Linked DNA regions of Homo sapiens: regions 2 and 3 are each linked to region 1. Evidence: chromatin loops called from intact Hi-C (ENCODE). Cell type or tissue: endothelial cell of umbilical vein. All regions are shown on one strand. Region 1 overlaps CDH13 (cadherin 13). Region 2 overlaps CDH13 (cadherin 13). Region 3 overlaps CDH13 (cadherin 13).

Region 1 (2,500 bases):
CTTTAGGGATAAAATGCACAACCTATAATAATTTTAGTGCAATTGATTTATTATAGTCAAGGGAAACATGACTGAATAACAAAAGTAGGTTAGGAAAATACTGAAACAGAATAGGATGAAGAAAAGCATTTTAATGAAAAAGGAAAAGCAGAGAGCAGAGTAGTAATCTCTCTTGGTTCCTCTCCTTCCGTCAGCCTGCTGTTCCTGCCCCTCTCTTCTTCTCTCTGGCCTCTAGATACCGGAATGTCTCAGGCCTCCCATCCCCTCTATCCTCCATTTCGCCACCTGCTCTGGCCAAAAAGTTTGAAGGAGGACCTATGAAAAATATCCCTGGCCTGGGCTTAAGAAGCCTTCACCCTCATTCTCAACTCTGAGGCTACCAGAGCATGATCAGTTCATCATCTCAGTCAATCCTCCCAGCTCCTCTATTAGATCCATATGACTGCCACTTTGTGAAAGATACAAGGAGGACTTGGCAAAACAAGGGCCCCACCTGAAATGGATAGCTGAGAGCATTACCACAGTCGGATCTGCTGGGTTGAATTGTACACAGCAGATGCCAACTTCCAATGAAATTAGAATCATATTTCTATACATTTTCTTAAGTGCCAGACATCATTCTAATCATTTTATAGGCATTATCTCACTTAGTGTCTAAAAAACCCTAAGGTTTTGCCATATAACTTTCATCCCCACTTTATTATCTATCTAGAATAACTGAGGCTTATGGAGGAAAACTGACTGACTCATTGCTGCTTGGCTATTAAGTGGAACTTCCCAAGACTCTGTAACTTTGGAGACTAGTCACATATGAAATATGCTACCCTCTCACTTGTGTGATGACGTTCAGGGTTTGGCGAATGTTGAGCAAGCCAATAAGGTAAGGCTGTATGCGGTACAATTCTCACACTCGTTGCTCTTTTTGTTGTAACCAGCCTCTTTAAACACTATGGCCTGACCCTCTGAACCAGCCACCTGACCATTCTTCTGACTTCCCAATAAGCCTTTGCCATCACCAAACATACTGGCCTCCATGGTCTTCATCTTTAATGCCATTAATTAAAAAAATATGCCCCACAGCTCTGCAAGAAGAATTCAGCAGGCAGTTGGCATAAAAAGGTTGGGAATGGTTTACATCTTTGAGCTTCAGTATTTTAAGTCTGCAAGTTCATGGAGTGCAAGGGCTGTGGACACCCTGCTTGCCAATTTTTCTGCCTTAACCGTTCCCTGCCCCCTTGTTGTTCAATTTCTGGCCAATGTCTAAATTTTCCAAAAGGAAGTATGGTCTTTTGCATTATGACACATGATTGCCACCCACTGGTTAAGAATGTTTTCACTATGAAGGTTTAGAAGGTTTGCTGTTGAGGCAAAAGTTACCCATTTCCCATGCCCCCAGTTCAGTTGTCTGGATATCCCAGAACAAGAAGCATTAACTGCTTCAATTTAAGTCAGATTCTCAAAATCCCAAAGGCATGTCTTTCACTTATCCCATAAAACATCTAATTAAATTATTTCATTTAATTGTACATCTTGAATTATTTGTTTGCATCTTGAATTATTTTTGTCAATGCGCATTTTCCAATAAAGGAGTAATCAGTGGTCTCAATGTCATTCAGATGAGGCCACCCTTATTTATCAGAGTTCTAACACCAATCAGTATTCATCCACAGGGCTCTTTAGTGGAACTGTGGCACTCTTTAGTGGAAATGTGAGTTTCAGATTTCTGATTAATAAAAATAATTTGTAAATATGATCACATAATTTTTGCAATACCGTTTTCTTTTCTAAGAATCACCTATAGAAACACCTACTACGTGCCAGGCATTGTTTTATGTGAACATTTCATGTATGTAACAGCCCCCCCTAAGGTAGAAATTGTTATTGTCATTCTTATTTTGAAGATGAAAAGCTGAGGCATGAAGAGGGTAAGTCACCATCCAAAGTCACCTATCTAAAAAATGCAAAGCCAAGATTCAAACTCAGGAAATGTGTTACTAGAATCTTATCTACTATGCCATGCTGCCTCTCAGAAAGACTATCACTGCTTCCTCCAGCCTCATCCTCTTGTCTTTTCCTGGGCTGGGGCCATCCTCACCCTGATTGGCTCTCCCCAAAGGCTCACTCTGACACCCATTCCAGTGCTAACCCTGTTCAGAGTGGACAGGAACTGGTCCATGCATCTCCTTAGATTTAACACGATAGGCTCTGTCTCTCACAAGGGCAGGCAGCAAGCAATTGTCTTTTAGAGGAAAACAAACCATTTGAACTAAATGTTGATTCTTGCTCTCTCTAGAAATGCAGACAGAAATCGGCAATCAGTGTAGTTGATGGATACCAGAAAAAGAAATAAAAGTAAGGAAATGAAGAAAAATTGGGCCAATGGCACTTTAAAAATTTCCCAAAATTTTGAGGACAACTTCCCTTTTTTTCAAGGCACTTGATGCTTCTCTAGATAGAAAAATTGTTTTCACCTAAAATATCACACTAGCTGTTCTGAAAT
Region 2 (2,500 bases), 370 kb before region 1:
TATTTTAGACTTTGGGGCCACGTACAGGCCCTGTTCTATATTCTTTTTTTACTTCTTTTCCTTTTCTTATTATCCTTTTTCTTTTAATAATCCTTTAAAAATGTAAAAAAACAGAGATATTCTTAGCTTCCAGGCTGTATAAAAATAGACTGCATGCCACATTTGGCCCGTGAGCCGTAGTTTGTTCATCCCTAGTTTAAGAAGAAAAAACATCTTCATACTAATAATAATATACAATATTCTGTTGGCAAAAGACATTTTGATACTTGTCATTTAATTGATCTTCATAGAAGCCTGATTGTTGAAGGTGGATATTTCTAATAGCTCCCCTTTCATATGGGGAGAGATGGGAACTTATGTGATGAAACTGGGATTCAGGCTGTAGTAGGGCCAGGGAGGGTCACTGATGATTACCTGAGGTTGCCCTGCCAAGGACAGCTGCTTGTGTCCTCTGCCTCTGAGAACTAAGCTTCCAGGAGGACCACCGGTAGTAGGGAGTGCATTCAGCTCCATCCTCCTGAGAACATACACTCTGCAAGTGGAGAGAAGCCATCTCATTATGTTAATTTCAACCCAGCCCAGACTGAGAGGAGGCTGATTTCAAGGGCAAAGAAGGTGAGGCAGCCGATTCCCAGGTCCCATTTCCCTTGCTCCACTTCATTAACATGGCCACCCTTAATGCGTGTCATAACTCTGCCTTCCAGCAAGATTTCCTCTCCACTAAGAACCTTTTAGAAATGGTATTTAAGAGAATGTGCATAAAACAAGTCTTCATGGTGATTATGACATTTCTGCTGAACCAAAATGTAATCAGTACACACATTTTGCATCCTTACACTTAATCCACAAACATAGCTTTTACTGTTTTACCTTCTCCCACCCACAATCCAAACAGTGCCACAGAACAAACGTAACAGGATATTAAGATAATCTCTTTTGTCTATGCCAAATGTCATTTAGCTGTTGAGAGAGGAATGTCCCATCTAGTTTTTACAAACAATAAATAATACAGCTTATGAAGGTCCACATGGGTGACACTGATGCAATGTTTCAACAGTTTTCCGAAAAAGGAAAATAAAATGAGTCATCCAATTAGTTGGCTGGGCATTTGCCTGCAAGTTGCCAGAGAGCTTTGTTGATTTATCCCAACTTGGCTAAGATTGGCTTACTCTAGAAGTTCGCCTGTTACAGAAGTTTGGTCTTTACTAGGGTGACACAAAGTATATTTTATGGATATTAGTTCATCAGGATGCTGAGAAGGGTTATAGCATCAAAGACAAATATGGCTGAACATATTGGGGATCATTTAGGTTAAAGAAATTTAAATGAATTTTTCCTGCGGGACTTCTCAGAGGCTTTAATCTGTGAATGTGCATACTGAATTTCCAAGAAGGGTTTAGAATGTGCAGCAGTTTCCAAATCTACTTGACCTGGGAACCCTTTTGTTCACAGGGCATCCCATGAGAGAACACTTTAAAGAACAGACGATGAGAATCAGTACCATGCGTAAAACGTGACCAACGTTCTATGCAGAGGAGATTTTTGAAAGTATCCCCACCAGTGAAGAGTTACCGTGTATGTGTATAATGTACATAAGTGGACATTAGCTTGTATTTTCAAATAATAAAGTCAAACTTTATTATTAAGGAAGATACAAGAATTAGGGCTAGTAAGTGTGTGTGTGTGTGTGTGTGTGTGTCTGTGTGTCTTTCTATGTGTAAATGTCCATCCCCAGGGATTAAGAAGTCTGGATTTGGGTTAAACTTAATCATTTCTAAGAATCTCAGGTTTTCAGTCCTGTCCTAGAATTTCAAAAACAGTCAGAGAAAGCAACTGTGAGAAGATCACAGCTTCTCATCCTGTTTTGAGTCTCACCCTCCTCTTTGCCCTCACAAAGGATTTCAGTGATTATGTTCCTGACAGGATGCATTTTAATTGTTTTCTGGTATGACTTCCCAATACATCAAGTTGTGTTTTCTATATAGCCGCTATCCCAAATGATTACTATTCAGAACACTAATCTGATCTCTAAATCTACAAAGAAAAGGCCATGTAATTTGCTTCTCTTTACAGTGCATTACGTGCACCATTGTAAGTGCTGGAACCCGCCCCCCCCCCCCCCCCCCCGCCCCGGGCATCTCCAAACTGCTGTCCTGTGGATAGCCCCAGTTGCATGTGCTCAAAAGCAAACTTCTTATCTCCTCCATGAGTCAGTTCCTCTTCCTGTTTTTTTCTCTCATTGCAGCTAATGACATTACCATCCCCTCAATGTCCAAAGTTAGAAACTTCTGAGTAATTTTTTATTTCTTTCTCTTCCTCACCTTCTACTAATATTAGCTGTTAAATCCTGTTGATGCTACCTCTGAAATATTTCTCAAATCCACATCTCCTTTCAACCTTGGGCATGGCCCTAGTTCAAGGTCCTATTTTTCTTAGATGGACCACGGGGTCCTTTTGCCATGATCTCTTTTTCCATCCAACTTATAATTTTTCTACAACT
Region 3 (2,500 bases), 73 kb before region 1:
GGTTAAGAGAATAACTTTGGACATAGAGACAGATGGGTTTCATTTGGCCACATACTAGCTACATGACCTCGGGCAAGTTTCTGAACTTGATGCGGCTCCATTTCTTCATGGGTAAAATTGGGGTAATTATACTATTGATCCTGTAGGATTATCCTGAAGATAGAATGCATAATGTTTACAAAGCACTTGGTACAAAGAGGCATAAAGCAAGAAGTGAGTAAATGTTAACTGCTGCTATCTTTATTCCCGTCATTTTAATCATCACTATCAATTATCATCACAACCCAAGTGGCTCAGGGATGGAGAGACCCCAACTAGGACCCTCTCTCCATTCTAGGGGAAACATTTATTCAACTCAACTGTGGCCAGAACTCATAGTGAATCTCGCTATAGTCATCCTCCGTTTTGCAACAGCAGATTTTGCTGGGCTCGTGGTCACTCAGCTAAAGACTACTTTCTCCAGCCACCTTGCATCTAGGTATGACCATGGAACTGGGTGATGGCCACTAAGACATGAGTGAGCGTGATGTTAGCACATTAATCCATGCCTTTGAAAGGCAAGAAGTCTATTTTCCCTTCCTGTTTTTCCCTTCTTCAGCTGAAACGCAAACGTGGTGGTGAATCATCTTGAATTAAGCTGAAAAGGGTAACATGGAAGAGATGGCATGGCAACAGGATGCATCCCCAATACCATCAAGCCACCATTCCAATTCTGGACTGCCAACCTAGACTCTTAAATAAGGGAGAAAAAAAGTCCTTTTTGCTTTAAACTACTGAATCTGATATCACCTATTATAACACCATGGTGTATCGTAAAAACACACCAAACAACTATTTTCAAAATAGATGTGATACTTCTCCCCAGTTATACAACTTCTGGAAGCAGGAAGCCACTGCATTCCCCCACCCAGCTTGTCATGGTTTACTTCTGATTGGATATAACTAGATGATAACAGGGATCACGCTGCATCCATTGAGGAGAAAGATGATTCAACCCTCTCGCGGGCTGCTGGGGAATCGATATCGTTTAATTATGAGAAAGTAAACTGTGTTTACATTTTACACAGTGGCAAGAGGAAGGTCAAATCACAATCCTCATACCCTTTATCAAAACCATGCATCGCTGTTTGTCAAGTGAGATTCAAAATGGGATGAACTTGGAGAGTTGCCATCTTCCTGTTTTCTCCCTTGTTTGTTCATATGGCTGTGCTTTACAAGATTAAAAGGCTTACCGGGCAAAAGCATAGCAGAAGGAAGTAAAACCTTCGGGCAGATGAAATAATTCTTCCATTTTAGGAAAAAAAGGCAATTAGTTATTTGAGGTTTTCTGGGTGGGGCAGTGAGTAGAAGGTCATTATGTTCCTTTCCTGTTGTATATCGAAAATCAGTTGAGAAGTAATGAAAATGGTAAGAAAAAGAAAAAAAAAGAGTAAACCCTCTTCCTCTCCCAGTGGCCTCTACCCCATGACTCATCAGCTTCCTGAACTGGAACAACACTGAGCTTTATGACTACAGAAATGTCAGCTCTGAGCACAGTGCATACTTCTTTGTGTGAAGATCTTAGGCGGTTGTGCAAAAGCCAGCCCAGGACCCAGCATGGTCCTGCTTTATCTCTCTGCCGGGCTAGTCTCCATGTTCATTAGAAATGTGTGATTTCTTGACAAGCACTCTTTGGATTTGCTGCAGAGTCAGGTGATACATTGAAATCAGCAAAAACATTAATGATAGCAACAACAAAAACGACCTTGTTTAAGTTTTACGCCTTATAAGGGGGCAATGTTAGCCTTGTAATAAAAATGAGGTAACTGCAACTTGGAAATATTAGGAAATTTATTTAGGATATCTTAGAAAATCATAATGAGAGTGATGATGATGATGATGGTAGTGATGATGATTATGGTAATGATAACTATAGTGATGGTGATGACGATGGTGATGGTGGGGGTAATGGTGATGGTGATGGTGGTGATGATGATAGTGATGGTGATGGTGGTGATAGTAATGATTACGGTGGTGGTGATGATGATTCTAGTGATGGTGATGCTGATGGCGGTGATGGTGATGTTGATTATTATGGTAATGATAATTACGATGGTGTTGTTGATGATGGTGGTGGTGGTGGTAATGATGATGGTGATGGTGGTGATGATGATGATAGTGATGGTGATGGTGATGATGGTGATGGTGGTGATGATGATGATGATGATAGTGATGGTGATGGTGGTGATGGTAATGACGGTGGTGATGATGGTGATGGTAGTGGTGGTGATGCTGATGGTGGTGATGGTGGTGATGATGGTGATGATGGTGATGATAGTGATGGTGATGATGGTGGTGATGTTGATGGTAGTGATGATGATAATGATGGTAATGGGTGGTAAAGATGATAATGCCTTACTCTAGGCTAGATATTGTGCTAAATATTTCACTGACAAGCAAATGTGTAAACTCACAGTGCTCAGTATTGTGATTGACCCTAATACGTTTTCACTAATTGTTG

Evidence for each region. Peaks named below come from ENCODE experiments on the same cell type or tissue, not always from the same donor. Only the 100,000 strongest peaks of a DNase experiment are listed, where the experiment ranks them.
Region 2: a loop joins it to region 1, with 6 times the contacts of the local background. A loop is called at or near these places in 2 of 110 quality-filtered maps.
Region 3: it touches region 1 in a loop (6-fold over the local background); 2 of 110 quality-filtered maps call a loop at or near these places.

The regions. Positions count from the first base shown.
Region 1 is chr16:83,067,609-83,070,108 of GRCh38, forward strand. The region is part of intron 3 of CDH13 (cadherin 13); the gene reads left to right. Among named protein-coding and RNA genes, the nearest start is that of CDH13-AS1, 330 kb to the right of the region's middle. In endothelial cell of umbilical vein, a CTCF peak has its summit at 1,306 (motif pointing left); a DNase peak (open chromatin) is centred at 1,293; H3K27ac peaks cover 187 bases.
Region 2 is chr16:82,698,848-82,701,347 of GRCh38, forward strand. The region is part of intron 1 of CDH13 (cadherin 13); the gene reads left to right. Among named protein-coding and RNA genes, the nearest start is that of MIR8058, 11 kb to the left of the region's middle. RefSeq lists an enhancer at 225-1,424. In endothelial cell of umbilical vein, no CTCF peak of the experiment used is centred here; DNase peaks (open chromatin) are centred at 1,074, 1,904 and 2,264; H3K27ac peaks cover 2,309 bases.
Region 3 is chr16:82,994,848-82,997,347 of GRCh38, forward strand. The region is part of intron 2 of CDH13 (cadherin 13); the gene reads left to right. Among named protein-coding and RNA genes, the nearest start is that of MIR8058, 310 kb to the left of the region's middle. In endothelial cell of umbilical vein, no CTCF peak of the experiment used is centred here; a DNase peak (open chromatin) is centred at 1,364; H3K27ac peaks cover 1,910 bases.